Linked DNA regions of Homo sapiens: region 2 is linked to region 1. The links are chromatin contacts, found by Hi-C in ENCODE. All regions are on one chromosome and are shown on one strand. The core of a region is the stretch at or near the end of the contact, and the rest is flanking DNA. Distances in the headings are between cores, read along the strand shown. Region 1 has its middle 160 kb from the start of TSL. Region 2 has its middle 8.6 kb from the start of MIR590.

Region 1 (4,296 bases), core at 1,520-4,019:
TTACCTGTGCCAGGTGGACCATAGTGAATGACTCCCTTAGGGGGCTTTATACCCATCTCTTCATAATATTCAGAATGATTTCCTTAATTTCCTGAATTTGGCTGTCCAACCCCCCAGTATCAACACAGGTCTCCTGGGGGGTCTTTTCCACCTTCATCATTGTGACTAGGGTATCCGTGTCATCCATCAGCACCCATATCACAGCACGAACCTTGTGGTTGAGCAGGACCGAGCAGCCAGGTTCCAGCAGATCCTTGTCTACAAGAATGCTCTGAGCCCACAGATGTAGACATGATGGCATGATTGTCATCAATAATCTCTTCCAAGGTTACTACTGACATCAGGGTCCCCTCAGATCATCCACTTTTGATCTTTCCTCCTCTTGCTTTCCTTCTAATAGTTTCATTTGTTCCTGATTTCTAATGAATTCTTCCTTCATGAGAAGACAGTATTTAATTATCTCTAACTTTCAATAATTTTAACTGGCACAGAGTGTGAGGTGTCATCAGTGGCAGTTTGCTGGCAGCATCTGGTCCCTTTGTTTTCTTCTTCTTCCTCACTCTAGCTGGTATAGGAGGTTCATATTTCTTTTTCTTGTCCTATCATCCTTCTTTCCAGCTCCAAGACCATGACCACCACTCTTGACTTTGACCCATCTTGCCTTGGCCACTCAAGCTGCCTAGTTTTTAAATTTTTTTTTGTACAGATGAGGTCTTGCTACGTTGCCTGGGCTAGTTTTGAACTCCTGGGCTCAAGCGATCCTTTTGCCAAAGTGCTGGGATTACAGGTGTGAGCCATCGCACCCGTCACAGAACAAACATTTCTTGACATGGATGCAACTATCTTAGGATAGTTGTATCTGGAAAGAATTTGCTTCCAGAGACTTGGCTTTTAAAAGCCTACTGAAGATAGAAGGTAAATTCAGCCAGAAATACATCCACGTGATTTGGTTCAGTAAAATTCCATGTGCTCTGTGAAGCTATTACTTTATCTTTCACTACCTGTGTTGAACAATTCTAAAACAGAACTGTCTTATTGACTTGGTTTCAGGCTTATCTGGAAAGGTGGGCATAATAACTTCTCTGTAGCTCAAAACTCATGGGATGTGTGGCTAGAAGTCTTAGGTTAGTGTCCCAGAATTGTTCTGAGTGGCTCTGTGAGTATCTCTGTGGCAGGCACAGCTAGCAGCCTACTAGTTATTACTCTCTTTTCACCTTCCATTTCAGAAACATCATTTTACCTAGAGCAGCAATGTGTCCTACTCAAAATACTCACATCCCCATACTTCCTTGCAGCTGGGGCTGATACTTCATTTTCTAATTATCTTATTAGTACTGAGTAATCCCTTTAATTGCAAGCATTGTTCTAATCTTGATTTTATTCACAGAATATTACATTAAAAAGGAAATAGTGGTTTCACCAAGACCCCAGTGAGATGAACCAGGCTAAACCTTTGCCCATAACTTATTGTCCACTTATCTAAAAAAGGAGTCATTCTAGAACTAAGCTTCATTTGAAGTGTGGCATCAGGGAGCTTTGACACTAGAGCAAGATCCTTAGCAGAAGAATGAATCAGGGTTTAAATCAGGAAATCTTTAATTCAGAAAAAAGTATTTAACATTTAATAAGATTTCAAATAATGTTCACTGTTGACTATCTTTTTAAAAATAAAGACCCTGGCTAGGCGCGGTGGCTCATGCCTGTAATCCCAGCACTTTGGGAGGCCGAGGTGGGCGGATCACGAGGTCAGGAGTTCAAGACCAGCCTGGCCAACATGGTGAAACCCAGTCTCTACTAAAAACACAAAAATTAGCTGGGCGTGGTGGCATGCATCTGTAATCCCAGCTACCTGGGAGGCTGAGCCTGGAGAATTGCTTGAACCTGGGAGGCAGAGGTTGCAGTGAGCTGAGAGCGCGCCACTGCACTCCAGCCTGGGCAACAGAGCAAGATTGTGTCTCTAAATAAATAAATAAGACCCCAAGATTGAAGAATCATAGGTACTTTAAAAATTGTCTTTATACTTTTCCATATGTTTTCAAATTTTCTACAGTGAAGATCTACTACTTCATAACCAGAAAATAAAGATATTTTGGAGTACAGTAAAAGAGTTTAGAAGAAAAAAGAAAGGCCTAATAAATATAATTTCCTTAGAGAACACTAGATATTACATAAGATAATATTAAGAAAAACATCAACCTTAATATTTTCATCAGATGTGCTTTTGAGTGTCAGTTGCAGTTTGTTTCTGTCATGTGTGTGTTCCAAGTAACTGAAGTTTTTAATGTCCAAGAATTCAATAATGTACTCTAAAATTCCCACTGATCTAATAATTTTTCTCCTTATGGACATGCATGAAAAAGCCCATTATCTTCAATGCAGAATTCTGCTTGCAGAAATGGCCTAAATGTTGTTGGAAACAATAAGAATTGAGCAATCCAAATAACGCCAGCCTAACACTAGTATGACATTTGGTTAGGGAAGATGTCCCAAGAGAAATGTAAACTATTTGAAAACATTCTGTTACTAAAACTTGGACATAAAAAGAATGACAAATGGACTGGATGCAACAACTTAATTCTAAGCACGCATGGGTTTGGCTGCTGTGAATGCATTTTAACATGTACAGTTTTTCATGTTCTCTTATATGGATATCATCCCCACCACATGAAGAAAGATCAATTGACATTTACTACTTGCCGAAGAACAGGTTAGAAGCAATCAGCAACCTCACTTCTGGCCTGGAATCAAGCCGAGTGAGTCACAGAATCCTAGAACCTTGGTGAGAGTCCCATCCAATCTTCCTCCCCAAGTACACCCCTGGGGACCAATGACAACCATCTGCTTAAGAGCTATTACTCTGTCCCCCAAATTAAAAGCTACAGATTGTCAAACAGAAGGAATACAAGAACAACAGAGTAAAATGACCAGATCTGAAACCATTTGTAGAATGGATAATCCCCAGACAGCTTCAGATGCATGTGGCTGAGACCTCAGAAAGTGCAAGTCAAGTGAGAGGGAGTGACGGGTGGAGGCTTTGTTTCCATTCAAATGGGACCAGTTGATAAATGGGTCCAGGAACCCCAGACAGTGTGTGGATGCTATTGCTACATCTTCCCTGCTTACAGTCCAGCTCCATTTGGGAGAATGTGTACAAAGGCTTTTTGGTCCGAGTGGTTTCTTTATGGACAGATTTACTCTTTCAAGACATTTTTTAAGGCAAAGGAAGTGTAATTGGAAACCTGCAGCATGTCAAGAGTTAGCTATTCTCTTGGAAAAAGTAGAATGATTCAGTGAACACTTTGAAGCATGCAATGTGTGATCAATATGTGAGGAGAGAGGATCAAGATGAGGAAATCCTAACTAGGAAAAGAGAAGAGAAGAGGATTTCAGTGTTAACACCATTTAAAAGCCAAGCATTCCTCTGATAATGAACTCTTGCTACAAACCACAAGGGACAACTGCCTTTTGCTTTATTAAAAAATAAAAAGGGGTTCCTCTCGGAGCGGAGACGGCAAATGGCGGACTTCGACACCTACGACGATCAGGCCTACAGCAGCTTCGGCAGCGGCAGAGGGTCCCGCGGCAGTGCTGGTGGCCATGGTTCCCGTAGCCAGAAGGAGTTGCCCACAGAGCCCCCCTACACAGCATACGTAGGAAATCTACCTTTCAATACGGTTCGGGGCGACATAGATGCTATCTTTAAGGATCTCAGCATAAGGAGTGTACGGCTAGTCAGAGACAAAGACACAGATAAATTTAAAGGATTCTGCTATGTAGAATTCGATGAAGTGGATTCCCTTAAGGAAGCCTTGACATACGATGGTGCACTGTTGGGCGATCGGTCACTTCGTGTGGACATTGCAGAAGGCAGAAAACAAGATAAAGGTGGCTTTGGATTCAGAAAAGGTGGACCAGATGACAGAGGCTTCAGGGATGACTTCTTAGGGGGCAGGGGAGGTAGTCGCCCAGGCGACCGGCGAACAGGCCCCCCCATGGGCAGCCGCTTCGGAGATGGCCCTCCCCTCGGTGGATCCAACATGGATTTCAGAGAACCCACAGAAGAGGAAAGCGCACAGAGACCACGACTCCAGCTTAAACCTCGAACAGTCGCGACGCCCCTCAATCAAGTAGCCAATCCCAACTCTGCTATCTTCGGGGGTGCCAGGCCTAGAGAGGAAGTTGTTCAAAAGGAGCAAAAATGAGCCTGCGGTTGGGAGGGAATGGGGCGTGGGGGGTTAGAGCAGGACCACAGCCTGGTGAGTCCCCGGGCAGCCGTCCTGCAGCCGCCACTCCTGC
Region 2 (3,983 bases), core at 795-3,294, about 47 Mb before region 1:
GTACAAAAAAAAGTAGAGCCGGCCGGGTGCGGTGGCTCAAGCCTGTAATCCCAGCACTTTGGGCGGCTGAGGTGGGTGGATCACGAGGTCAGGAGTTTGAGATCAGCCTGGCCAACATAGTGAAACCCTGTCTCTACTAAAAATACCAAAATTAGCCGGGCATGGTGGCGCGCGCCTGTAGTCCCAGCTACTCGGGAGACTGAGGCAGGAGAATCGCTTGTACCCGGAAGGTGGAGGTTGTGGTGAGCCGAGATGGCGCCACTGCACTCCTGCCTGGGCAACAAGATCCAAACTCTGTCTCAAAAAAAAAAAAAAAAAAAAAAAGTAGAATGGGCTGGTGGTGGCTCACGTCTACAATCCCGGCACTTTGGGAGGGGGAGGCGGGTGGATCACCTGAGGTCAGGAGTTTGAGACCAGCCTGGCCAACATGGCGAAACCCCATCTCTACTAAAAACACACAAAAAATTAGCCTGGTGTGATGGCACGCACCTGTAGTCCCAGCTACTCACGAGGCTGAGGCAGGAGAATCATTTGAACTCGGGAGGTGGAGACTGCAGTGACCTGAGATGGCGCCACTGCACTCCAGCCTGGGCAACAAGATCGAAACTCTGTCTCAAAAAAAAAAAAAAAAAAAAAAAAAAAAAAAAAAAAAAGAATGAATAAGTGAATAAGACCTACTATTTCATAGCACAACAGGGTGACTATAGTCAATCATATCTTAATTGTATATTTTAAAAATAACTTAATGTAATCGGATTGTTTGTAACTCAAAGGATAAATGCCTGGGGGGATGGATGCCCGTTCTCCATAATGAGCTTATTTCATATTACATGCCTGTATCAAAACATTACATGTAGCCCATAAATATATACATCTACTATGCACACACACACACACACACAATTTTTTTTTTAGACAGTGTCAGCTCTGGAGTGCTATGGCACGATCTCATTTCACCACAACCTCCACTTCCCAGGTTCAAGCGATTCCCCTGCCTCAGCCTCCTGAGTAGCTGGGATTACAGGCGCTACAGGCGCCTGCCACCACGCCCAGCTAATTTTTGTATTTTTAGTAGAGATGAGGTTTCACCACGTTGGGAAGGCTGGTCTCAAACTCCTGACCTCAAGTGATCCACTCACCTTGGCAAAGTGCTGTGACAGGCATGAGCCACCGTGCCTGGCCCCACAAAAATTTTTAAATTTTAATGTTTAAATTTAAAATTTTTTTATTTTTATTATTATTTTTTGAGACAGAGTCTCACTCTTGTTGCCCAGGCTGGAGTACAGTGGTGCAATCTTGGCTCACTGCATCCTCCACCTCCTGGGTTCAAGCGATTCTCCTGCTTCAGCCTCCCGAGTAGCTGGGATGACAGGCAGGAGCCACCACACCTGGCTAATTTTTGTATTTTTAGTTGAGACAGAGTTTCGCCATGTTGGCCAGGCTGGTCTCAAACTCCTGACCTCAGGTGATCTGCCTGCCTCGGCCTCCCAAAGTACTGGGATTACAGGGGTGAGCCACCACACCCAGGCCTGTTATATTGTATATATTTTATCACCGTTTTTTAAAAAAAATTTTATGCTAGGCCCAGGCTGGTCTTAAACTCCTGACCTCAAGCCATCTCCCCACCTTGGCCTCCCAAAGTGCTGGGATTACAGGCGTGACCACGGTACCTAGCCTCATACATTCCTTAAAGCTGACTAAAGCTATCGTTTTTTTTTTTTGGAGACGGAATCTCACTCAGGCTGGGGTGTAGTGGTGGAATCTCAGCTTACCGCAACCTCCACCTCCTGGGTTCAAGTGATTCTCCTGCCTCAGCCTCCCTAGTAGCTGGAACTGTGAGCCACCATGCCCGGCTAATTTTTGTGTTTTTAGCAGAGATGGGGTTTTGTCATGTTGGCCAGGCTGGTCTCAAACTGCTGACCTTAAGTGATCCATCCGCCTCAGCCTCCCAAAGCGCTGGGATTATAGGCATGAGTCACCTCGCCAAGCCTCTGGTGAGCATATTCTTAACTTCAGAGTATAATGCATGAGAAAGACTTCTACCGATTCCAAGGAATCTAGGTGCAATTTAAAGAATTTCTGGGCTACCTGAAACCCTCCTCTGACACCCCCGCCATCCCAATCTCGTTTAGAAGGACAAGCTCAGCCGCTTACCTCGTCTCCCACGGTGAAGGAAAGAACAGGATATAGGTTATCTGCAGTGTCCAAACCGAGTACCGAAGAACCTGCCGCAGTGAAATAGTGTGCTTTGATTTGTATATTCAGTATTTTACAGAGTTACAGGGTGTTTACAGATGGGGAACAGTAGGTTATAATTTTAAGTACATAGTATTCATTATTTTTCTTTCATGACCAAAACATGCAAAGGGAAGACTTGTTTTTTTTTTTTAGACTGAGTCTTGCTCTGTCGCCCAGGCTGGAGTGCAGTGGCGCGATCTCGGCTCACTGCAAGCTCCCCCTCGGGTTCACGCGATTCTCCTGCCTCAGCCTCCCGAGTAGCTGAGACTACAGGTGCGTGTGCCACCACGCCAGGATAATTTTTGTATTTTTAGTAGAGATGGAGTTTCACCATGTTGGCCAGGATGGTCTTGATCTCCTGACCTCGTGATCGGCCCACCTCAGCCTCCCAAAGTGCTGGGATTACAAGCGTGAGCCACCGAGCCCAGTCTAGGAAAACCCTTAAGACTGGAAGTGTTCATGAGTCTGTCAACCTCACAAATGAGAAAGTGACTTAAAACATCTCAGCATTGGCCTGGCGTGGTAGCTCATGCTTGTAATCCTAGCACTTTCGGAGGCCAAGGTGGGAAGATCTCTTGAGCTTAGGAGTTTGAGAAGAGTCTGGGCAACATGGTGAAACCTCTACAAAAATTGAAATAGGCCAGGTGCAGTGGCTCACGCCTGTAATCCCAGCCCTTTGGAGGCCAAGGTGGGTGGATCCACCTGAGGTCAGGAGTTTGAGACCAGCCTGCCCAACATGGTGAAACCCCATCTCTACTAAAAACACAAAAATTAGCTGGGCGTGGTGGCATGTGCCTATAATCCCTGCTACTAGGGAGGCTGAGGTGGGAGGATCGCTGGAACCCAAGAGGCGGAGGTTGCAGTGAGCTGAGATTACACCATTGCACTCCACCCTGGGTGGCAGAGCATGACTCTGTCTCAAAGAAAAATAAATACAAAATAAAATAAAATCTTAAAACATCCAGCCAGGCGCAGTGGCTCATGCCTGTAATCCCAGCACTTTGGGAGGCAGAGGCAGGTGGATTACCTGAGGTCAGGAGTTCGAGATCAGCCTGGGCAACACGGTGAAAACCTGTCTCTACTAAAAATGCAAAATTAGCCGCGCGTGGTGGCCCATGCCTATAATCACAGCTACTCAGGAGGCTGAGGCAGGAGAATCGCTTGAACCTGGGAGGTGGAGGATACAGTAAGCCGAGATCGTGCCATTGCATTCCAGCCTGGGCAACAAGAGTAAATCTCCATCTCACCAAAAAAAAAAAAAAAAAAAAAAAAAACAAAAACCAAAAAAACAAAACATCCAGATGTGGCCAGGGTCTGACTTCAGAGAAGCCCAGTGAGCCTGGCCCCAGTGACCAGCTCCCTGGGAAGTCTTCCTTCAGGTTTTAGGCCGTTTCACCACCCTAAAGGCAAGGTCAACCCGTGTTCTAGGTTAATCAGCTCTTCTTGTTCTAGACTTAATCTCTGTTAAGTAATGTCCTTCATTGAGAAAACCAGGCTATTCCCTAGAAATCACCAACTAAAAATAGATGTCAGGGCCAGGCATGGTGGCTTGTGCCTATAATCCCAGCAATTTGGGAGACTGAGGTGGGTGGATCACTTGAGGTCAGGAGTTTGAGACCAGCCTAGTCAACATGGTGAAACCCCATCTCTACTATACAAAAATTAGCTAGGCATGGTGGTGGGTGCCTGTAGTCCCTGATACTTGGGAGGCTGACAAGAGGATCATTTGAACCCGTGAGGCGGAG

What was found. Hi-C counts contacts between places; a loop is a spot of excess contacts on that map.
Region 2: a loop to region 1 is called in a map of GM11168, with 614 times the contacts of the local background. The contact joins two enhancer-like sites. A Hi-C loop is called at or near these places in 2 of 168 maps with a recorded cell type or tissue (GM11168 and K562).

The regions. Positions count from the first base shown.
Region 1 is chr7:27,458,069-27,462,364 of GRCh38, reverse strand. It overlaps the pseudogene EIF4HP1 and the pseudogene PSMC1P2. Among named protein-coding and RNA genes, the nearest start is that of TSL, 160 kb to the left of the region's middle. Within about 2 kb of position 2,769, at least 3 of the 41 ENCODE cell types and tissues checked have a DNase peak (open chromatin) inside an H3K27ac peak, as active enhancers do.
Region 2 is chr7:74,197,857-74,201,839 of GRCh38, reverse strand. No RefSeq gene overlaps it. Among named protein-coding and RNA genes, the nearest start is that of MIR590, 8.6 kb to the right of the region's middle. Within about 2 kb of position 2,044, at least 3 of the 41 ENCODE cell types and tissues checked have a DNase peak (open chromatin) inside an H3K27ac peak, as active enhancers do.